Linked DNA regions of Homo sapiens: regions 2 and 3 are each linked to region 1. The links are chromatin loops, found by intact Hi-C in ENCODE. Cell type or tissue: heart right ventricle. All regions are shown on one strand.

Evidence for each region. A loop is a pair of places that touch in the nucleus more often than their neighbours do. Peaks named below come from ENCODE experiments on the same cell type or tissue, not always from the same donor. Only the 100,000 strongest peaks of a DNase experiment are listed, where the experiment ranks them.
Region 2: it touches region 1 in a loop (2.9-fold over the local background); 36 of 110 quality-filtered maps call a loop at or near these places.
Region 3: a loop joins it to region 1, with 8 times the contacts of the local background. A loop is called at or near these places in 84 of 110 quality-filtered maps.

What each region holds. Positions count from the first base shown.
Region 1 is chr6:129,496,040-129,504,039 of GRCh38, reverse strand. LAMA2 (laminin subunit alpha 2) reads right to left here. Exons shown (of 65, transcript NM_000426.4): 59 at 1,269-1,381; 60 at 760-949. LOC102723409 (a long non-coding RNA gene) reads left to right here. Exons shown (of 8, transcript XR_001743860.2): 7 at 1,249-1,435. Among named protein-coding and RNA genes, the nearest start is that of ARHGAP18, 210 kb to the left of the region's middle. RefSeq lists an enhancer at 1,132-2,331. In heart right ventricle, CTCF peaks have their summits at 2,991, 4,626 and 4,825 (motif pointing left); a DNase peak (open chromatin) is centred at 2,408; H3K27ac peaks cover 5,262 bases.
Region 2 is chr6:129,726,196-129,734,195 of GRCh38, reverse strand. No RefSeq gene overlaps it. Among named protein-coding and RNA genes, the nearest start is that of ARHGAP18, 20 kb to the right of the region's middle. In heart right ventricle, a CTCF peak has its summit at 3,490 (motif pointing right); no DNase peak of the experiment used is centred here.
Region 3 is chr6:129,571,864-129,579,863 of GRCh38, reverse strand. ARHGAP18 (Rho GTPase activating protein 18) reads left to right here. Exons shown (of 15, transcript NM_033515.3): 15 at 1,260-3,732. The coding sequence ends at 1,351. Among named protein-coding and RNA genes, the nearest start is that of ARHGAP18, 130 kb to the left of the region's middle. In heart right ventricle, a CTCF peak has its summit at 4,365 (motif pointing right); no DNase peak of the experiment used is centred here; H3K4me3 peaks cover 560 bases.

The DNA.
Region 1 (8,000 bases):
AAGCTTTGCTTTAATAGGCTATCGCAGGTGCAGAGACAAATGTTGAGATTTTGTTTTAATCAGGCAGTATATTATCTATTTGCAGTCATGCCAAAGAGGACAGTAAGCTGGCAAATGAGCCTTCTGTGCCCATAATAGTACCAGTTTCTGGGTGTAAGGCCAACGTTTTTAAAGTTGTTCCAAATAACTGTCAGTAGAAATGATACCTTAGAGCCCTTTAAACACGATCAACCAGAGATTCCTGGATTCCTGGTTTTCACAGACCACTGTGTGGTTAGGTGGGGAGTCTTGGGACCCATTTTAGTGTTGCCAACTTTTGCTTTTGGCAAATACTATTTCATAATAGAAAGGCCTTTTAGCCACCATAAAAATGCTATAATATAATCTCAGAATAAATATTATTCCTTAAAATTGAATACATCGAGCTTGATGGTGAACACACTCTGTTCTACGTTTCTCACTTAGAGCAGTGGAAATGTCTTCAGCCACCTGGCCTCAGTTTATGGGTAGATGTTTGAAAACCACAGCCATATAGCAGTGATGGAACCATGATGAGGCATGCCAGTGGTCAAATGCAAACCTACACAGGTCTGAGCACATTTTCCAAGATTGTGGTAGTTGTATATGGCACTTATTTTATTTTTAGCTTCTGCCAGAGTCAGTGTCTGCCCTGGCAAAATATACTGGCACCAGGAGAATGCTGATGGCTGCCACTCAGTAATTCCCTTAGGGTACTGCCAATATCCAGGGGACTATTACCTTGTGCCACTGGCCATCATTGATTTTGGTGGGGATCATGGTGTGGGTGTCCCCACTCCCCAAGTCATAGCTGAAGTAGGGCAATCCATTTCTCAGCTGAACTGTTGCAAAATCAGCATGATTGATGCGAGCCATGTAAAAAAGCAAGCCGGATTCAGCTTCGGTTCTTACTTCCAACTCAATTGTGAGACTGTGAAACAAAAGCATGCAAAGTCAAACAGAAAAATAACAGCATTCTCATGCTAAAATAGAGCGGTATCAGATCGTGGCTGCATTTTCATAAAGGAGAGTAAAACCTTCTCAGAGATGAGGACTTTATCAGGCTACTGATTTCCTAAATTGGGCTCCTCAGGCTCAGACAAATAAAATTCTATTCTCTATTGTACTCAGTGAATAAAAGAAAAGCTAACTTCATTAATTAATAAGTGTAGTAGATTCAACTTGATTAAACACAAATACTCAGTTCTTCATTTATCGGTTCTTTCCCAGTGTCTCAGGATGATACATACCGGTTTTTAACTTTGGTGTCATCAAATGCAATTGCAATGTGACTGTTTCTTGAAAGCCCGAACTGCTTGCTCCCTATCAAAAGAGCTGGTTCTGATTCTGCAGCACAAGGACCCTGTAAAATACCCAGGAGAGAAAAACAGGAGATTATGGACTGTTCTTTAAAAAGGTAATGATGCTGTCTAATTGTTTCTTACATATTAGCGTAATTCTTTAAGAATAAAAACTACATTATTCATCTCTGTAGTCTACTGCATAGTAAGTACTTATTATTGAGTGCTCAGTGCGTGTGAATCAGTTTTCTCATATCACACCCTGGAATGGCTAAAGGAATGTGCTCAGACATATTTATTGATTAACTCATAGTTTCATTATCCTCTAAAAATTTATGTATATTTCTGAGAAAACTGGAATTTCCCTTTCATTTTTCCTTCACATATGAAGAGCTCTATTCTTAGAAGATCGAACAGGGAAAATGACAAGCTAGCCACTTGGGTTATAAGAGTAGCAAAATGTGTTTTTTCTTGCCCTCCCCATTTCCATCTCCCACTATATTACTTTTTCTTGAAAATTATCAGTCCACTAGAAGGTTTCCATGAATGTAGACTTTCAAGATGGTGTATCTAAACCTGCACGTCAGCCCATTCAGGCCCTTGCCAGTTGCTAGGCAACCCAGCACATTTTAAAAATGTAACCCACCATACACCATTTCAACTGCCACTGTTCAAAGATCAGCTTCCTAGGGTGCTGAGGGGGAGAGCTAGGTGCGGGGCTGTGCAGTCACATGGTTTAATGCTCTGCTGTCACCATCTTGAAATTCTTAATAATTTTTCAGTGAGGGGCCCTGCATTTTCCATTTTGCACTGGGCCTTGCAAAGCATACAGCAGTCCTGGCTGAGTAGATCACATTTGGCTACCATAACACACAGCTCCATAAATAATCAAGGCTCCTTAAATTACCAAAGCCACAATTCCTTTCCCTGTTCTCTATTTTCACAAGATAGGTCGATATACAGGCTGCTTATGACATCTCTTAGAACATGCAGTACATGAGAAAATAACCTGCACACTCTCACCAACACATCTGTTTTTAAGATCTGCACTTAATAGCTCTGGCTGGGCCGCTGCCCCAGTGAGTGCTGACTCAGCAGAGGTTCTCAAGCAGCCCAAGGCAGGCTTTTGATGCACAGTGTTCTTCCCAAAGAGTGTACCTCAGAGATGACTCATCAGCACACAGGAAATTTTTACTTGATGAGGAAAAGCCTTGTTCTCTTTTCTCTTGATCTTAGTCAAACGAAGCACTCTGCCACAGCAGGTAAAAGGCTTAAAGTGTTTTGAAATGCCGTAAAATTGGTCTTCATGGAAGTATTTCCCTTCTTGCTTCCCAGGAGATGGTCAGTTATAAAGAGCAGACTGTGGCCGAAATTCACACAGCTATGCAAAACCCCGTGGGTAGGACAGGAAAATGCTATTCATTCGCACAGCTGAATGGCCTCTTTTAGAGGCAGCATGTGGCACCTTTCTTATTACGCTGCCTGCAAAAAGAGCCCGAATGGAAAGGCCTCTGTAGCTTAAGATCTCAGTCATGAATACTTCTATTAATAGAATTGGGATCTTTTATCAGCCTCTCACGATATTTCCCGGACAGAGGACCGTCTCGATAAACACACGCAGCTTGCAGTCTTCCTCAGAAATCACTAAGATAATCCTATCTGCTGTGAGTCCACTGGGGGCAGAATTTCACTGAAACATCTTTACACCCTCAGCTCTGAAAATTGAGGGATTAAGAAAGGTGGATGGATGCTGAGGAATTAGGAAACAATTACATGTAGCTTAAAAGAGAACCACCAGTGGGTTATGTCCATATTATTGCGGTTACAGTCACTCGTCTAATTACTATATGTAAATGTCAATATAACTTCTCTATTAAAATTTAAAAAATTTTCAAGGTGGCAGTTGTACACTCCCGGTAGCAGCTGTATGTTATGGGGAACTTTTGGATTGCTGGTAGACTGGACAGGTGTATCCAAAACTGGTCCTGAGCTAAGCAGCAGTTTTTTGGTTTGTTTTTATTTTGTTGTTGTTTCGTTGTATACTATGAGATTTTCTAGATGGACAAGGCACTGGTCAAGCCATTTTAGAAAAAAACCTTTGACCAGAAAAGGACAGGGACTTTGTCAAAGTTCTTTTAAGAATCATTACAGGTTACATCCACTTGAAATTTAGGAAGAAGAACACCTCCTGGATTAGATCCTCCGTTTCTGCAACGGGCAGCCCTCAAGAAGCAGGCAGAAGCAGTGCTTAATAAAACGGTATTCTCAGATGAGCCAATGTTATGGAAAAGAGTTGTACCAAACTGATCACTCTAACATGTAACCTCAAAGTTTAAAGCCATTATGGTGTATAGTCCTTTGTTTTTAAGGACATCCAAGGTGATGTTTACTATCAATCATTGATTTGCAACAGGATGGATACTGTTTTAATAAAACTTCTATCACCTTCCTTTATTAAACTGGCAGTTGGAAAAGGACTGAGAAGTGCTGGTGTAAGAGGGTTTTTAAAAATATGTACCTTAGGATTTAAATGGGACAAAAATTCCCCACCCTCTAATTTGGTAGTGTTTTGTACAAATCTCGACCTCCCCCTTGCTTGGTTAAAGGGTGTCTTCCTTGCATCACTTTTCCTTGGGTAAACTGAAACCAAGTCTGATGGGTGTAAGGGATGGGCGTGGTGGCTCATGTTTTTAATCCCAGCATTTGGAAAGCCGAGGCAGGAAGATCGCTTGAGGCTAGTAGTTTGAGACCAGCCTGGGCAACAAAGTGAGGACCCCTGCCCCCCTCTGTCTCTCCAAAAGAACAACAACAACAAAAAAATTAAAAAAATAAAAAATTAGCTGGGCATGTTGTTGCATGCTGAAAGCCCCAGCTACTCGGGAGGCCAAGGCAGGAGAATCACTTGAGCCTAGGAGTTCAAGGTTAGAGTGAGCTATGATTGCATCACTGCACTCCAACCTGGACAGTAGAGCAAGAACCTGTCTCAAAAAGAAAAAAAACATGATGTGTTCAGGGCAGCACCAGTTTATTGCTTTGCCCGGTGTTGCTTCCTCTTCTCTTCCTTCTGCCTCATGTCCCACAGTGGGTGGAGCTGCTCATCCAGCTGCTCAAGCTTCTTTTTTCCTTCTAGCATTTTAAAGGGGGAACAAGTGAGATGGAATAGAAACTGCCCTGTGCTTTGCTCAGAAATAAAATGATCTTGTCACTAAGGATGATGTTTTCAACTCTGCTTGCCACTGAAATCTAAGCTAAGAAAAAAGGGTAAGAGAAAAGATCTAATGAGGTAATTTTAAGGAACTTTTAAAGAATGGTCATTGCAAGATGAATCATCCTTTTCTAAGCTAGTGTATACTTGAAGGCGTCCTCATCTCTATGGATGTGATGCTTTACCTGTGTTGTTTTGGACGCACTAATCTCTCAAATGTGTTAAAACAACAATAATAATAAAAAAAAAAATTCACAGTCTCAGTAGAGGCTCATCAATCTCAACGTGTTACAATTCTGCCACCTTGTGGGGACTTTTTAAAGTACTAGAAATAGATAATGGGGAAAATGGGATATGAAAGGAGGACAGATACGCTTGTTTTTCATTTGCCTTTGCTTGGCAGGTTACAAGTTGTAGGCAGACAGGACTTGGGTGGGGAGTCTCGCGTGGTGGTGCACCTGTTGATTAGAGCAGTGATGTGGTTGGGAATAATTATGGAGGAAGCCATGCTCCCAAAGCCTTGTTTAGGGAAGTAGATAGTGCACCAAATTGGTAACGGGGCCAAAACGTTTTCACCCCCACACTGTCACTCATTTAACTTCAGGTCAGAATAAAGCAATGGTCTTTTCTAACTAACTGCAGATTGGTGGCTGACATTTGGAAATGAGTTCTTAGATTCAGGAGTGCGTATGATTCGTTGATAAGCATCTCTTGAATTTCCTGGGTCCTGAGCAGAGATTTATATTACATTTATCAAAACTGGCATCTTTGTTCTTGAAAGCACCAAACAATGAATCATCATAGAAATTGCATAATTTTCTTCTTTCATGAGTCAATAATTAATTTCTCTAATAAATGTGGGCTAAAATCACATCTGGTGCTTATTTGTCATGATTTTCTTTATGGATGAATAAGTGGAAGATACTTTTTATAGCACTGACTTTAATCTTCTTCTAAAATATAAAAGCCCTACTCAAGATGTTTATTGAGAAACTGAATTATTGTTAACACTGCACTTAAGCTCTTTTGGTGGGTCTTGGGCATTTACAGTAATATTTATACATTAATGTCTAAACAAGGATTCCTTGATAAGTGGAAAATGTATGTTTTCTCTTTAAATACATATCAGTATCCAATCAGTTTATCCTTTGGCCTTGACTGTACTTAGGTCTTAAAGGTGTAGCACTAAAGCTGCTAGGGAAATCGCTTTCCTTTCCTCTATTCTTTCCTTCTGTGCTCACTTCTTTTCCCCAAATCCCAAAGAGAGCTCATCAGTACAGGAATTCTCCATGGCTACTTGTATTGTTTTTCTTAGTTTTCACATTTTAAACTGTGAGGTTTACGGCTGAACTCTTCAATAAAATTCAAGTAAAAGAATGCAGCCAGCTCATTATCTACAAATCCACACAGGCTATCCTTGTTAAAAAGACTTGGTCTAAACAGTGCACATACTTGCAGAGAACTTGTCACGTTTCCACATGTCAACAAATTTCTGTAATACTTGAAGTTCAGCCTCTTATCTACCTCTACCTCCTGCCATCCTCCATGAAAAATATCCACAAATAGAACATGTAGAAATGTTTTCTCTAGCTCTCGATGGGCTAAAGAATAAGAGAGAAGTATAAAGAGAAGACAAGCTACCATAATATCAAATGAGATAATATGCATGAAATGCTCTTTAATCTAGCGTGTTCAACATGAATTAATCATAAGATTGACATAATCCATTTCACAAGGCAGGGCTTTCTCAAGACACCCTTACATTGCCCTGTAGTATAGTGAATGTTGTCCTCATGCTGTAAGTTGCTGGCAGGATTGGGTGTGATGGGTGTAAAGAAGAAAAAGAAGGGCACTGAGAATAGATCTTTTCTGTCAACTGTGCTAGCACAAATATGGAGCTCATAAATAGGCAGTTCTCACTTCAGGAGTTAACTTTTAAGTCTTAGTTCTTAAATAACAACTCTTAAAAAGCTAAATTCTGGGCCAGGCGTGGTGGCTTATGCCTGTAATCTCAACACTTTGGCAGGCTGAGGCAGGTGGATCACTTCCCAAGAGTTCGAGACCAGCCTGGCCAACATGGTGAAATCCCATCTCTATTAAAAATACAAAAATTAGCCGGGCATGGTGGAATGCACCTGCAGTCCCAGCTACTCAGGAGGCTGAGGCATGAGGATCGCCTGAGCCTGGGAGGTTAAGGCTGCAGTAAGCCATGATTGCGCCACTGCACACCAGCCTGGGTGACAGAGCAAGAAAAAAAAAATAAAGAATCTAAATTCTGATACAAAAATGGAAAATGGTGAGAAGTGAAAATTATAGAGGACTTATTTAATAACCACATCATTACAATGTATATATCATCATTACATATCAAACCAATAAAAGGGTTTGGAATTGCTTAAAAATTGAATACTCACCACATCCCTTTTTTTCCAGCACCTGCCACCCACCCTAAAAATGTGAAAAGTTAAACTAACTAGAATAATTAAGTTAAAGAAACACAGAAGTTAAAGTTAAACTAACAAAAGAATAAATAGAGAGATGGAATGTTACTTTGAGCCAAGCATGGTGCTAGGTGCTTTGCATAAAATGTATAACTTATTCCCTCATAATAGTAATCCTAGAAGGAAGATATTATTATCCTTATTTGTCCATTAATTATTTTACATTTAGAAGGGACAAGTAACCTGCCAGAATTCATGGAATAAAAGTGGGAGGGCTATGGCAGAAAAAGCAACTCTCCCTCTTTTTCTCTGACTAGCAATGATAATATCGTATTCATCTTTGCACTTAGTAGGTGCTTAATAAATATTTGTTACAAAATAAACTGTAAAACTTTTAACTTTTAGTAACCTTTAAAAAGAAGACACCCTTTTCCCCCTACACACACAAAAAGAACATAAGAAAGGAAACAAATTAAAACAGAAGATATGTGTGGCTTCATGATCTGATTTCTAAAATATAATACAATTAATAGAGATGGAAAGTTCTAAAAAATCTAATTCTGACCACACAGTCATAACTAATTATAATGTGCAAAAGAAGGGGAAATAGGCCGGGCGCAGTGTCTCATGCCTGTAATCCCAGCACTTTGGGAGGCTGAGGTGGGCAGACCACCTGAAGTTGGCAGTTCGAGACCAGCCTGACCAACATGGAGAAATCCCGTCTCTACTAAAAATACAAAATTAGCCAAGAGTGGTGGTGCATGCCCGTAATCCCAGCTACTCGGGAGGCTGAAGCAGGAGAATTGCTTGAACCCAGGAGGTGGAGGTTGCAGTGAGACGAGATTGTGACATTACACTCCAGCCTGGGTAGCAAGAGTGAAACTCCATCTCAAAAAACAGACAAACAAACAAACAAACAAAAAGAAGGTGAAATAGCAGTTGGAATTTAGATATCTGGGTTTTAGTGCCAACTATCGCTCATGTGTGTAACCCCCTGGGCCATGCTGTAAGTTTGAGGGCTTTCTTTCCTCATGT
Region 2 (8,000 bases), 230 kb before region 1:
TTTGAAAGAAAAATAATTAAATTCATCTAAAACATTTATATTTTAGAATGGATTATTCTGACAAATATGTCAACATGTTTTTTTGGTAGATTATAGATGTTTTAAAACACTTTTCATTAGCACTGCAAAATTACATTTTAACTGCCTCAAATTACTAAAATCATTTTAGCATTTAAGATATTCAGAATTTAATTTTTTTGAAAGTCACTGCCTCAAAGATAGGAAAATAATTAGAAGGTGCACAGAATATAATTTTAGAATTTTATTTTGTAAAATTTGAATTCAGGGTAAATTTTTGGTTCTACTATACCATTATTAGGAAATATATGAAAATACCGCTAAAATGTAAATGTATTTAACATTGAAAGAGTTTGGGACTTATATTTTTATTGATTCTCTTATTCTGTATGTTTCTCTGTTCCATTTTATTCTATAGAAGTGCCAGAAAAATCCATGTGTTATAGACAATCAGTTTCTGTATAAGCCCATTTCTTCTGATTCTGCCATCTGGAGCAACAAAATTCATTCATTTCCTATTCAATACATTTTCAAATATTTGGAGTTATAGAATCTAAGTAATAAAAATCTTTAATGATCATCCAAACTGCTGCTTTGTAGATGAGGGGACAGCAATGTATTGAGATGATAATTTACCTAAAGTCATATTCCCAGGTGGTGGCAGCAGTGGTACTAGAACCTGTCTATCAACACGGTCTCTACAATACAGGCTGGGCAATTGTTTCTTACATTGCAGCCATACAGCAGATTGAATGAGATGCTAGGCTTTTACATAAGGCAGACCTGCCGGTAGGTTTTACCTTCCCCATTTGTGAACTCATGATCTTGGATGAGAGTGAGTATTTCTAATCCTCAGTTCTTCATCTGTAAATTGCAATAATACTTACCTTATGTGGTTGTTGTAAGGATTAAATGAGATAATACATGTAAATTGCATAGCACCATGTCTGGTATATAAAACACATTCAGTAAATGTTTGCTATTATTATTTCCGAATGGTTTTTTCCTTCTCAAAGGCAAGCATTCCTGTTTCTTTCCACTTTTTCTCATATATATTTTGAGAATTTCATACCATTCTGATTATCCTCTCTAGATACATATTTTTCTTGAAATGTTACACTAAAGCTCAAATTCAGTTTATTTAGCTCAGGGGCAGAGCAGGATATAAGTATCTTCAAGCTATTGGCAATGATTATAAAGTATTTTATAACAATGAATATTATAATTATTATAAAATTCTCTGTGGAATCTCCTACATTTTCCATCCTACTTTTTTCCTTTCTCTACTTGCATTTTTTCCCCTTCCTCCAATAGCCCTCATAAAGGAAAACACGTACACATTATATGGTGGAAAAAAATTTTTAAACTATAGTGCAATACAAGCTTTAGTGTCCTATGAAATTGAATACATGTAATCAAGGTAGAAACACTCATCAAATTCCTTTAGGTCTACTCACTGGTGATCATCAGTTTGTGATTTTCTGTCCTTAATTCTGGACCGGTTAAATTCCTGATCTATCTCATTAAACACTGCCTTCGGTGTCAATATTTTGATTGGTGGTAAATGCTAGTTATAACTATATTCCCCAATTATCGTGGTCTTAGACAAAGTGAAAAATGATTGTTAAATGATAATTATTCCTCCTAAAACTTCCAAGTAAAATTTCATCTGAGGATATGATTTTGTGTGGGTGTTACTTTCAGAGTAGTGGTGTTTGGAGTGGATTGTAATTTTATTCTCTTTCCAATTGACGCTAGAACATAAAGCTGACATTTGAATTTGCCCCAGAAGTTGATGATCATTCTAATTTGATAAACCATATAAATGGAAGTTCACATGCTTCCTCCAAGTACAGGGGTTATCTGTGATGTCTAATTAATCACTTCTCACTAACAGAATTGTTTCTTCGTGCCAGGCCTCTCTGTGGAGTAGAGCTGGCCTCCAAGATAACAGAGGGTTCTCAGCCTGATGGGCTGGGTCTGGAGGTAACTCCCAACCTCCAGCAGCCTTGCTGGAATAAGCACATTCCACCATCATTACTACTGCAGATTCTGTTCCCAACAACCTGACCCTGAACTTCCTTAGCATGTCCTTAGCATGTGTATGTTCTTTCTGCTTGTTGTGTCATTATTCTTATTTTCAGAAGCAACATGATAGTAATAATAGATAACTGGACTGACAAATCGTTGGAGAATTAGTTCCACTTGTGGCCTTGCTGGCTTCTAAACTGTACAACATATGATAAATCACTTGATCTTTCTGTTCCTAGTCTTCCTCTGCGAAACCAAGGCGATCATGATTCTCTGAGAGGCCACGTAAACTATTTTTTAAAGATATGAATTGTGAAACAAAGTGCCTCAAAGTGCCTAGATTTGAACACTGGTTCCATAGCTTAAGAGATCTGTGTGATCTCAGGCAAGTTGCTTACCCTCCTATCTATGGAAGAGAGATTAAAGATACCAGTTATCTCTTACCATTGTGTGAAGATTAAGTTAATATATTAAAGTGCTTAGAACAGTGTCCGGCACAAAGTTATCACTCAAACACTAGCCGTTGTTTTTTCAGTGGTAAAGGCTCTCAAAGACAAAAGGAGATGGTAGATAAGAGTGAGAGAGGGGCTCTGAGCACCTCTAGCACGAAAGCCTTCCTTTATATTTGCCTGGCCAACAAGATGGTGAGCTCTTGGTGGCCAGGCGCTGGGCCATGTGTGTGCTACACAGCACCAGTACCCAGGGACCCCCAGGAGATGGGTGAGCAGATGAGTCTTTCCTAAATGGACCAAAGAAAAATACCCAACACTCCTTATTTTCTTTTTTTTGTTTTTGTTTTTGCTAAAGGACTGAAGGTTTGTAATTATTCAAGTCTTTTTTCTCATCCCCTTATGTTGCTTCTGTTGATGACTTTCACAGTCTTCTCGTTCTACCTTTGACTAATTGTTGCTGGCTCTCCCTGCTAATGTTTTGAGGTATTTATCTGGCCTGCCTCTGCTTCCCTGTGAAATATCAGGAAGGCTTTGTGACTCTACAGTGAATTATAGCTCTGCTTCTTAGCCTCAGCTCACCAATATTTTCTGGATAGCATGAGATTACTAGGGCATCCCATGGTAGGGTGGAATCATGGAATCATGGAATGAGGATATGCTGATGATGAAGAAAAGTTGTCTAGGTGAGACCTAGTTTCGGATTGTTGCTGCTTTTTGTTTGTGTGATGTGAAGGCAGTTGCTTGTTTTTCCTTCTTCAAAATGGTGGTATGTCACATGGTTTGGAACTGATTAAATGTAATAATATAGTAATCTGAAGCACCTAGCATAGCACCTGACATACAATAGACACATTAAATATTAGTTCCCTTCCTTTTAGAAGACAACCTGGTAGAAGTGAGCGCTGGCTTTGCTAATGATATGAATTTCATTTGTTTGCATTTATCCTTCTGAGTTACCAAGCAGTTTTTGCTGCGGAAGGAAGGTTGTGTCTTTTAGCCAGCAGGTGGCAATCAAATTAAAGCTAAAAGTTCACCTCATTATAACAGGTAAAAACGTTGCCTTTTTTCATATTAATACTTGATGGAAGTGGCAGGTGAATGACAGACATTTGGCACTGAAGTGGAGTCACCCCTGACGAAGGCATTTTTAACACGAGGCCCTAGATACGGAAGATTAGTTTTCCTAAAGCTGCTTTTGATTTCAGTACCTGCGTATCATTGTCATACACCTTCTTAGAGGTTTGTCAGAGGAATCATCTAGATTTATGCAACACTGTGTTTAAAATAATGAATCTATTCACTTGATTTGGCAGTTTAAAAAAGCAGAGTAAAAAGTGAAGTCATCAGTTGATAAAATAGAATTGTTAGAATAATACTATTTCATATTCGGTCTGGTTTTACGTGAATTTTTGTTGTTGTCTCACTGAATTTGTGTGTGATTTTTAAACAAAGAACACCCTTTGACTGAAAGGTATAAGCAGGGAAGAACTCTGTAAACTCCATTTTTGAGTCTTAAGGTTTTTTGTTTGTTTGTTTTTGAGATGGAGTCTTGCTCTGTCACCAGGCTGGAGTGCAGTGGCGCAATCTCGGCTCACTGCAACCTCCGCCTCCTGTGTTTAAGCGATTCTCCTGCCTGAGCCTTTCAAGTAGCTGGGATTACAAGCACGCACCACCAGGCCCAGCTAATTTTTGTATTTTTAGTAGAGACGGGGTTTCACCATGTTAGTCAGGATGGTCTCGATCGATCTCTTGACCTCGTGATCCGCCTGACTCGGCCTCCCAAAGTGTTGGGATTACAGGCGTGAGCCACTGCGCCCGGCCAGTTTTTAATCTATAAAGTGAGGATAATGTCATTTTCCTCTCTTTTTGCAAGGATTAAAATAGATGATAAATGAAAAGCACTTAGTATGGTGCGTGGCACACAGTAAGCAATCATAATAAATGATACCATTTGGATAACTTATATTATTATCAAAGAATCACTGAAGATGGAAGGGAGCTGAGAGCTCATATGGTCTAATCAGCCCTTTCATTGTTTAGGACATGGAGACAGAGAAAAGTTAACTTGCACAGAGCTAATTAGTATCCATATCAGTTCTGGAACCCAAAATTCCTGAAGCTGCTGGTCTTTTTCACACTGCTACCCCTGAATTATTAGTTCTGGCTGGAGGTGGATGGTATGAAGGCATGGCTGTCAGGGACTAGAGTGACCCTCTTTTTATGGACGGTAGGCAAGGCAGTGGGAAGACCACGTACTATGATGACTGCATTTAGATGAGGTGTCGTGACTGATCCGCTGTCACATGATATATGCTGCTGACATCCTTTGAGATAAAGTCAACTCTAAACAGTAAAGATAAACTCCTAATACTAGCTTCCTTTTCCAAAGCCAAGTCTCTACTAGGCTGCCTCTGTCTTAACGGGAAGACCATACACATTAGCCGTTGTACTTCATGAAGTTCAGCATCATGTGATGATCAGGAATGACTAATCATCAGCACCACTGTGCGATTTTCAGGGTAAAAAAAAGTTACTAGCATTCACTTGCTAAAGCTGCTACCCTGTAGCTTTCTTTCTTTCTTTTTTTTTTTTTTTTTTTTTTTGAGATGGAGTCTCGCTCTGTCGCCCAGGCTGGAGTGCAGTGGTGCGATCTCGGCTCACTGCAAGCTCTGCCTCCCGGGTTCACGCCGTTCTCCTGCCTCAGCCTCCTAAGTAGCTGGGACTACAGGCGCCCGCCACCATGTCTGGCTAATTTTTTTTGTATTTTTAGTAGAGACGAGATTTCACCATGTTAGCCAGGATGGTCTCCATCTCCTCACCTCGTGATCTGCCCGCCTCGGCCTCCCAAAGTGCTGGGATTACAGGCGTGAGCCGCTGTGCCTAGCCCCCTGTAGCTTTCTCAATGATTTGCAATTTCCTATAGAAGGCCGCTCAAGGAGTAGGAGGCCAGGGGAGCAAACATTTTTCCCCCATTTGTTTTGCTGCTTAGTACTCTTGACTGTCCAGTATCTCCAGAGGTCAGGAGTTTTGGGACACTGTTCTTTGAATCAGTTGGCGACTGTCATCATCATACCTATATGACCTGCCCATGTACAAAGTGTGGTCCATCACACTGCCAGTGAAATTTGCGCCATAGATATATACCATAGACCCATCATGTGGGAGCTTAAAGGTGTGCGGGGGTCCCCAGGAGCAGCACAACCCCTCATTTTACAAATCAGAAAATTCAGCGCGATGTCACTGGCCCATCACATCTTGAAGGACCACAGTGGTTTTTGCCTTTCTTTTTTTATGCCAGTAGTTACACCTGGTAAAGATAATACTTCGGTTGTCCCAGTTCTAGTTGAAAATGTTCAACACCCAACAGAAACATAGTTGGTGGTAGTTCAAAGCTACAAGCAAAAGGCTTATGTTCTCCATGCACGTGTGTATATTCTGGGACAAATTAGTCCCTTCCTTTCTGGGATTTCTTTTCCCATTTCAGGGATCTCCTTGACTCGCGTCTTTGTTACATTGATAAGGGCTTGAATTTACCACATTTCCTGGGACCAGTACCTTGGGGGAGCGATTAAAATAAAATCTGAGGCCCAAGGGGATATTTCAAGTATAAGGAGAAGAGAGATTTGGGTGGGTGGCATATAATTGCCTTCTCAGAGATGCTCAACTCATACCAAATAGATGGCTGCTCTGACCCCTAGAAACCTGAAGAAAAGATCCTGATTACAGGTCTGTTTCTAGACCAGATACATGCAGCAAGAATGTACAAGGGATGTTTCCGGCCCTGGAATAATTTCAAGGAGCTAAGTTAATAATGTCTCCAGTGTCTAGGATTTATAAAGCAAAGATCTTCTAAAATTAGATACTTGTAATTTATAATTAGGCTAAATTATGGTTGTTGATTAGTGATTAAAGTAGTGGTTTAATGCTGTGCTGTAGAGAATCAAGGACTTCATATTCTTCTCTTGGTGCAATTTTATCATGTATTCTGAAGCTCAATAAGATAAAGACAGGTTGTGACTATTGAGAAATCAGTCATTGCTAATCTGACAGTGGTTCTGGTTTCTTTAGGAGAGGGGAGGTAAAAGCATAGAGTGAAAATGATTATTTTTCCTTGCAATTTCAGAATTTATAGTTGATGTTACTTTTCCTTCACAGGTGATATAGGGTTGTATTAATAACTGATTCAGTGCAACAGCTTATTCTTACCACAGACTTCCAGCATTTATTAACCAGATAACTATTCTAGCAAGGATTTAAAGCTACCTTATTTCTTGATTTTGCTGTTCTCAGGATTGACACTGACCCATCCACCTCCTTTGTGGGGATGCAGAGCTCTCGAGGCATTTACTCGTGTCCTTGGGCAGATCAGTGGCTTTTACTTTGGCACTTCGGCATATTTGCTCAACAAATGCTAATGAATGACTGTGTGCCAGATGGCATATTGAGAGTAGGGAAATGGATGGAACTTCCTGCCCTCAGGAAACAGAATCCTATGGAGTCTGTGTGCATATGTGTATGTGTGTGCACAGCAGAGGAAAGGGGGTTATCGGAAGTATAAATAACTTCAGTATAGCACAATAGTAGAATAAAGAGTGAGACACATTCCATGTCAACATGTTATAGGTGTCATACCTTGAAGTGTTTTTCATACTTCAGGTAATTGGGCCTTTCTAGAGAGTGTCTAAGGGAGATCTAAATTAATAACCAGTTCTTTCCCATGAGAAATGAAGGCTGTCACTTTTTTAAAATGTTAGGCTATTGTATGTGTTTTAGCAGTGCATGTTTAACTAAAAATAGCTAAAAGAACAGCCTCATACCCCTCTTATGGTGAGACAGAGTACAGAGAGTACTCTGAAAGTAAGCAAGCTGGCAAGTGCTTTGCTACTTAGTGGACTCCAGTCCAGGGGGATTTAGTTATTGGGACCAAATGTTATTTCAACTTAAGAGTGGGTCACCTTTGGAACAATCCTTTGTTATGGACCTGGAATTCATTATAATGAATTCCAATGAATCTATGGACACTTATATGAATACAATATAGATCCATGATATTTCCTTGGTCAAACGTAAACAAACAAAGGTGTCTTGTTTGTTAGTTGAAAGACTAGCATTTGAAATACTGTAGCTCTAGCTGCTAAGTTGTTCTCTAAGGTTTCATTAATGACAACCAACACAACACAAATCTGCCTGAGCCTGGAACGTCTAACTATACCATAATACCCCTTTTTGAACAGATGTCATGAGCAGCATGTTTTAGTAAAAAGTCAGATGATTGATTTAGAGTCAAGAGACCTGGGTTCAAATCTAAGCACTGTTGGCTTTATCTCTGGCAAATTGTTTAATCTCTCTGACTAATCTTTCAGTTTCCTCATTTGTCAAACAGAGGCAATGGGGTAGAAACTATTTCAGAAAACAGAAATGAAAAATAGTACAGAATAGCATATAATTGACATTTTAATAAATGCATATTGTTTTCAGCTCAAGGATTTAAAAATCTGA
Region 3 (8,000 bases), 76 kb before region 1:
CAATTTCAGCAAAGGCAAGTTCCCTATACAGTAAGAATAACTCCTGGAATGGTTAATGATGCAAGTTTTTCAAAACTCTCTTCTTTGTAATATACTCATGTCACATAGTAAAGGAAGTAGTTGAGCTTATATAAGGCTAAGATAACACTTTATTATAGTACAGTATTAGATATTTTTAGTAAAAGCAGATTTACTTTTGCCATAGTTGATTTCCTGCTAAATTTTATACACATGCACACACACTCAAATTCACATTAGTAATTTAAAAAATGGAATGAATTAACTTTGACCATGTTTTATATTTTACCCTTTTGTAATTATCAGTGAGTCTTAACCATCTCTTTTTAAAAATTTAAAATAATCTTTTTTTCTTTTTTGACTCTTGGAAATGGTAAGGGTAAAATTATTAAGAAATAAATGAAATCATGTTAAGTTCAAAATAGTAATTAAAAATAATTTTGCAATAAATTTTGTAGGGTGTTTTTGTGGGAATTAAAAATGTTAGTAAATATTAAAAGTTAAATATAGGAATGTGAAGGTTTATTCTTAAATAGGCCATGACACTAGAAACCTGGAATTGTTAACTCTATTAGTAAAGGTTATTTAAATATTAATAGATTTGATTTCTTATTTTCCTTTTAGATCTTGGGAATTAAGTGTAGTTTCTTAGGTGGATTCAAAACCATTGCCCCTCCTAATAAGATGATTAAGCTTTTAAGGAACTATTTAAAAGCCTATCATACAAAGTATTTTCAGCTTCCTAAATTAATTTGAAACCTATTCATTTGGAGAAAGACTACCAAATTTATTTTTCCAATTGTTGGCCAATTCTTACAATATTTTGAGAAACAGGAAAGAATGAGAAGTTTTTTTTTTATTATTATTATTTGTTTTGTTTTGGAGACAGTGTCTGCCTCTGTCACCCAGGCTGAAGTGCAGTGGCGCAATCTCAGCTCACTGCAACCTCCACCTCCTGAGCTCAAGCCATCCTCCCACCTCAGCCCCCTGAGTAGCTGGGACTACAGGTGCAAGCCACCATGCCTAGCTAATTTTTGTATTTTTTGTAGAGATGGGGTTTCATTATGTTGCCCAGGCTGGCCTCAAACTCCTGATCTCAACCAATCTGCCCACCTCGGCCTCCCAAAGTAGAATAAGTATTTTGAAGTCCAAGACTTAAGAGTTAAATAATTAAGCTTAAGTTTAAAATTGCATACCAATCTACCTGCTGTATTAAACTGACACAACATCTATTTTAACAGGGGAACGCTGCCTTGATGATGACACTTACATGAAGGATTTATATCAGCTTAACCCAAATGCTGAGTGGGTTATAAAGTCAAAGCCATTGTAGAAGACTTAACAAGCTGCAGATAACCATGTGGACTTCTGTCATAATTCTTGCTGAGTCAAGAGTGTAAATAAAAGAAATGGCAGGACTCATATTATTCAGTTGTACCCAAGTATTTAAAAATGACTCTCTTAAGCCTTAAAAAGTCATAGATTTGTGCTGCTGCCAGAATTATATTAATTATTATTAATGTTATTATTAGAAAAAAAATTTCTGGAGTGAGAGTAAAGAGGCTTAATTAGTTTGTGGGCAGTTTTCATATGCTCTGTGAAATGTGTCCAGATGTGACATAGTTTTTTTTTTTAATATGTGGAAATGTCTTCTCTTCCCATTCTTTTCTCCTAAAATCATATATACTGTAATATATGCTCTCTCACCTCTATTACCTCCTCACATCTACCCTTTCCCAGTTAGGTTTGCTTTTTGACCAAAAAGATAACAAATACCAGGTATGGCAAGTTGTGAAGACAGCACATTAAAACATACCTAATTTCACAGTATTCCTGTCACGACAGAATGTTAGTATTCATCTCTTTGAATCATTTGCTCAAATAATAACATTCCACCTTTTCCTGCTGTATCACAGGAAGTGATTTGCATTTTTTTTCAGTTCATCTGACTTATGTTCACAGAACCGTATCAGCGACCAAGAAAATAGGACTGTCAGAAGCTGCCAGTTATTACTGAACCATTAAATACTTATATACTAAGAATAAATAAAATATACCCATGTGAAATAATAATTGGATTATGGATAACAAGAGAGTGAAAGCCAAAGCACTTTCTGTCTACTGTACTCTTCTAAATGGAATTTTAAAAGTCATAGCTGGCTTTACGTGTTGTCATTATTAGCATTATAAATATGCATGATAGTATAATCCAGTAATGGTTGAAGAATGTATTTTACTTAAAGAGGGATTTTTTTTTTTAAGTCCTGAATAAGTCTACTGGAAGAATTATTCTTCTGGGTGAAAAAGCTTTTGTTTGTGTTCTTATTTTAAATAATCGGAGTCAATTTATTAAAATGTTCTTGAAAGTACTATTCCCAGGGATTTTAATGCACAAACCATATTGTGACAAGAGATGAGCCTCTGTACTGTAAATAAGAAATGAAGTAGAGAAATGTTAAATATTTTATGAGTTTAGAATATAGTAAATAAAAGGTGATGTAAATGAATGCTGCACAAACGGTGTTCATGATACTTTTAGTAGTACTTTAGGAAAAACTACACATTCTCAGAAGCTCTTGATGTCTCTAATGAAGGGGGGGAATGCTGTTAATGAGAACAGTCATAAATTTTTAGCATATAATTACAAGAACAGCCTGTGGATATGATCACTTAAATGATTTTGTGGTGATTCGTGCCATTGCTTTTTTATTTAAAAGAAAATTTTGTAATTAAATGCCTTTTTCTAAATTATCTTCTCTTGGAATCATTACTTTTAATCCTATGTGTTTATGAGTATTTTTGCTTTTTTTTTATTAATATTGAGAAATGGACTTTTTTGTTATTAAAAGTCACCTCTATTTTCTATTTTCTTTGTAATTTTTAAAGTAGGAAGATGTCAGAGATGTAAATATGTTTTCGTCTTTAGTTTTTTTCCTTTTACAAATTTTTATTCTTCAGGATTTTCAAAATACAGTTTAGTCTGTTTCTTTGACAATATGTATTAATTTCCCAATTAGCAAAATGGTACTTATTAGTGGGTTGAAAACAATTAATAATATAAAAGAAAAATTAAGTGCTTAAAACATTTTAGGAGTATACAACTTCAAAAAAAAAGATAGCAGTGAGGATAATGATTTAAGTAAAAGGTTGTCTGAAGCATATGCCAACTAAATTTCGCAACGTTTGCTACCTACCTGAAAAGGAGGGTCAGGAGGGAGACACAACATATTTTTGATCATGAAAAAGTATCTTAATTTTAAAAAAGTGAAAATGCCATTTTATTTTGAATCCCTTTTAGAACTCACGACCCAAGTTCATCAATGTTGAATAATATCACGTTTAAATAACAAAAAAATATGGACTTTAAAAAATCTCAAATTTTTTAGAGACAGGGTCTTGCTCTGTTTTCCAGATTGGAGTACAGCAGTGCATTCGCGGCTAACTGCAGCCTCAAGCACTGGGGCTCAAGCAAACCTCCTGCCTCAGCCTCGTGAGTAGCTAGGACCACAGGTGCATGCCACCATGCCTGGCTCTAAAGAGAAAAAAAACTTGATACCATAGAGCCTTGAATATAAATATCCTGATGTTAACCTACTGCTTTTGCTGTGATTTTTTTTCCTTAGTGAGTTTTAAATCTCAGGCTAGATTTTTATTTGTTTTTCTGTGTGTGTATGAGACAAAATAAAAATAAATATATTTGCCTTGAGTTTAAAACATTTGAATTCTTAAAGGAGGACTGGTTGTCCTGGTAACGTTGGTGATGCTCTTTTCTGAAAGAGGCTTCATTAATCTGTTCTCACACTGCTAGGAAGAAATACCTGAGACTGGGTGAGTTATAAAGAGGTTTAATTGACTTACATGGCTGGGGAGGCCTCAGGAAACTTACAGTCATGGCAGAAGGGTAAGCAAACATGTCCTTCACATGGTGCCAGGAAGGAGAAGGATGAGAAGCACAGGGTGAAGCGGGGAAAAGCCCCTCACAAAACCATTAGATCTTGTGAGAACTCACAATCACAAGAACAGCACGGGGAACTGCCCCCATGATTCAGTCACTTCCCACAAGATCCTTCCCCCAACATATGGGGATTACAATTCAGATTACAATTCAAGATAAGATTCGGGTGGAGACACAGAGCCAGACTGTATCAGAGGTCATTGTAATTCTTTGCACTTACACAATCTTTGCTTAATGCTGCTGTAGGATTCGATGTAAATTCCTTACTAGTACTCTCTGGGAAAGGCAGATTATTTTACCGACTTCAAGGAATTTTTCATTATTGTCTGTCTTCGTTTTCATTAAACTGGTTTGGACTCTCCATCTGATTGTCCTGATTTCTCACCTACTCATCAGTAGGTGGCAGTATTGGTCAGGCATTCCTTTGAATCGAAACTACGGGAAGTTTTTAAAATGAACCCGAGTTCATAGGGAAGTTGCTAAGACTCAGTGCCAGGCATCTGCAAGGCAGCTAGGTAAGAACACTGTGGAGCTCTTGCTTTGATTACCGATTCTGAAATTGTAAATAATTTCAGAGTTTCTATGTTCAATCTGTTTGTCTGCTTTTATCCTTAATCCATTGAATGGGAAGGGCGGTAGAAGAGGACATTTTTCTAAGCTGAAATTAGGCTTTTCACAACGTCCATTTCAAGCAGAACGATTATGACAAGAAGGAAGGCAGTGAACCGGGAAAGTAAGTGAAGGGATGTCTAAGATAAGAAGGCATAATTAACTTTTTTTTTTTTTAATATAGTTTAAGTTCTGGGATACATGTGCAGAACGTGCAGGTTTGTTACACAGGTATATATGTGCCATGGTGTTTTGCTGCACCCATCAACCTGTCATATACATTAGGTATTTCTCCTAATGCTATCCCTTCCCTAGCCCCCCAACCTCTGACAGGCGCTGGTGTGTGATGTTCCACTCCCTGTCTCCATGTGTTCTCGTTATTCAATTCCCACTTACGAGTGAGAACATGCGGTGTTTGGTTTTCTGTTCCTGTGTTAGTTTGCTGAGAATGATGGTTTTCAGCTTTATCCATGTCCCTGCAAAGGACATGAACTCATCCTTTTTTATGGCTGCATAGTATTCCATGGTGTATATGTGCCACATTTTCTTTATCCAGTCTATCATTGATGGGCATTTGTGTTGGTTCCAAGTCTTTGCTATTGTGAACAGTGCTGCAGTAAACACACGTGTGCATGTGTCTTTATAGTAGAATGGTTTATAATCCTTTGGGCATATAGCCAGTAACGGGATTGCTGGGTCAAATGGTATTTCTGCTTCCAGATCCTTGAGGAATCACCACACCGTCTTCCACAATGGTTGAACTAATTTACACTCCCACCAACAGTGTAAAGTGTTCCTATTTCTCCACATCCTCTCTAGCATCTGTTGTTCCCTGACTTCTTAACGATCACCATTCTAACTGGCATGAGATGGTATCTCATTGTGGTTTTGATTTGCAATTCTCTAATGACCAGTGATGATGAGCTTTTTTTCATGTTTGTTGGCTGCATAAATGTCTTCTTTTGAGAAGTGTCTGTTCATATCCTTCACCCACTTTTTGATGGGGTTGATTTTTTCTTGTAAATTTGTTTAAGTTCCTTGAAGATTCTGGATGTTAGCCCTTTGTCAGATGGATAGACTGCAAAAATTTTCTCCCATTCTGTAGGTTGTCTGTTTACTCTGATGGTAGTTTCTTTTGCTGTGCAGAAGCTCTTTAGTTTAATTAGATCCCATTTGTCCATTTTGGCTTTTATTGCCATTGCTTTTGGTGTTTTAGTCATGAAGTCTTCACCCATGCCTATGTCCTAAATGGTATTTCCTAGGCTTTCCTCTACAGTTTTTATGGTTTTAGATCTTATATTTAAGTCTTTAATCCATCGAGTTAATTTTTGTATAAGGTGTAAGGTAGGCGTCCAGTTTCAGTTTTCTGCATATGGCTAGCCAGTTTTCCCAACGCTATTAAATAAGGAACCCTTTCCCCATTGCTTGTTTTTGTCAGGTTTGTCAAAGATCAGATGGTTGTAGATGTGTGGCGTTATTTCTGATGCCTCTGTTCTGTTTCATTGGTCTATATATCTGTTTTGGTACCAGTACCATGCTGTTTTGGTTACTGTAGACTTGTAGTACAGTTTGAAGTCAGGTAGCATGACGTCTCCAGCTTTGTTCTTTTTGCTTAGGATTGTCTTGGCTATACGCGCTCTTTGTTGGTTTCATATGAAATTTAAATTATTTTTTTCCAATTCTGTGAAGAAAGTCAATGATAGCTTGATGGGGATAGCATTGAATCTATAAATTACTTTGGGCAGTATGGCCATTTTCACGATATTGATTCTTCCTATCCGTGAGCATGGGATGTTTTTCCATTTGTTTGTGTCCTCTCTTATTTCTGTGAGCAGTGGTTTGTAGTTGTCCTTGATGAGGTCCTTCATATCCCTTGTAAGTTGTATTCCTAGGTATTTTATTCTGTTTATAGCAATTGTGAATGGGAGTTCACTCATGATTTGGCTCTCTGTTTGTCTATTATTGGTGTATAGGAATGCTTGTGATTTTTGCACACTGATTTTGTATCCTGAGACTTTGTTGAAGTTGCTTATCAGCTTAAGGATATTTTGGGCTGAGATGATGGGGTTTTCTAAATATACAATCATGTCATCTGCAAACAGAGACAATTTGACTTCCTCTCTTCCTATTTAAATACGCTTTATTTCTTTCTCTTGCCTGATTGCCCTGGCCAGAACTTCCAATATTATGTTGAATAGGGTGATGAGAGAGGACATCCTTGTCTTATGCTGGTTTTCAAAGGGAATGCTTCCAGCTTTTGCCTATTCAATATGATATTGGCTGTGGGTTTCTCATAAATGGCTCTTATTATTTTGAGATATGTTCCATCAATACCTAGTTTATTGAGAGTTTTTAGCATGAAGGTGTGCTGAATTTTATCAAAGGCCTTTTCTGAATCTATTGTGATAATCATGTGGATTTTGTCATTGGTTCTGTTTATGTGATGGATTATGTTTATTGATTTGTGGATGTTGAAGCAGACTTGCATCCCAGGGATGAAGCCAACTTGATCGTGGTGGATAAGCTTTTTGATGTGCTGCTGGATTCAGTTTGCCAGTATTTTATTGAGGACTTTCACATCGATGTTCATCAGGGTATTGGCCTGAAATTTTATTTTGTTGTTGTGTCTCTGCCAGGTTTTGGTATTAGGATGATGCTAGCCTCATAAAATGAGTTAGGGAGGAGTCCCTCTTTTTCTATTGTTTGGAATAGTTTCAGAAGGAATAGTACCAGCTCCTCTTTTTAGCTCTTGTAGAATTTGGCTGTGAATCCATCTGGTACTGAGCTTTTTTTGGTTGGTAGCCTATTAATTACTGTGTCAATTTCAGAACTTGTTATTGGTCTATTCAGGGATTCGACTTCTTCCTGGTTTAGTCTTGGGAGGGTGCATGTGTCCAGGAATTTATCCATTTCTTCTAGATTTTCTAGTTTATTTGTGTGGAGGTGTTTACAGTATTCTCTGATGGTAGTTTGTATTTCTGTGGAATCAGTGGTGATATCCCCTTCATCATTTTTTATTGTGTCTATTTGATTCTTCTTTTTTCTTTAGTAGTCTGGCTAGTGGTCTATCTATTTTGTTAATCTTTTCAAAAAAAAAAACAGCTCCTGGATTCATTGATTTTTGAAGGGTTTTTCATGTCTCTATCTCTTTCAGTTCTGCTCTGATCTTAGTTATTTCTTGTCTTCTGCTAGCTTTTGAATTTTGTTTGCTCTTGCTTCTCTAGTTCTTTTAATTGTGATGGTAGGGTGTCGATTTTAGATTTCTCCTGTTTTCTCCAGTGGGCATTTAGTGCTATAAATTTCCCTCTAAACACTGCTTTAGCTGTGTCCCAGAGATTCTGGTGTGTTGTGTCATTGTTCTCATTGATTTCAAATAACTTACTTATTTCTGCTTTAATTTCGTTATTTGCCCAGTAGT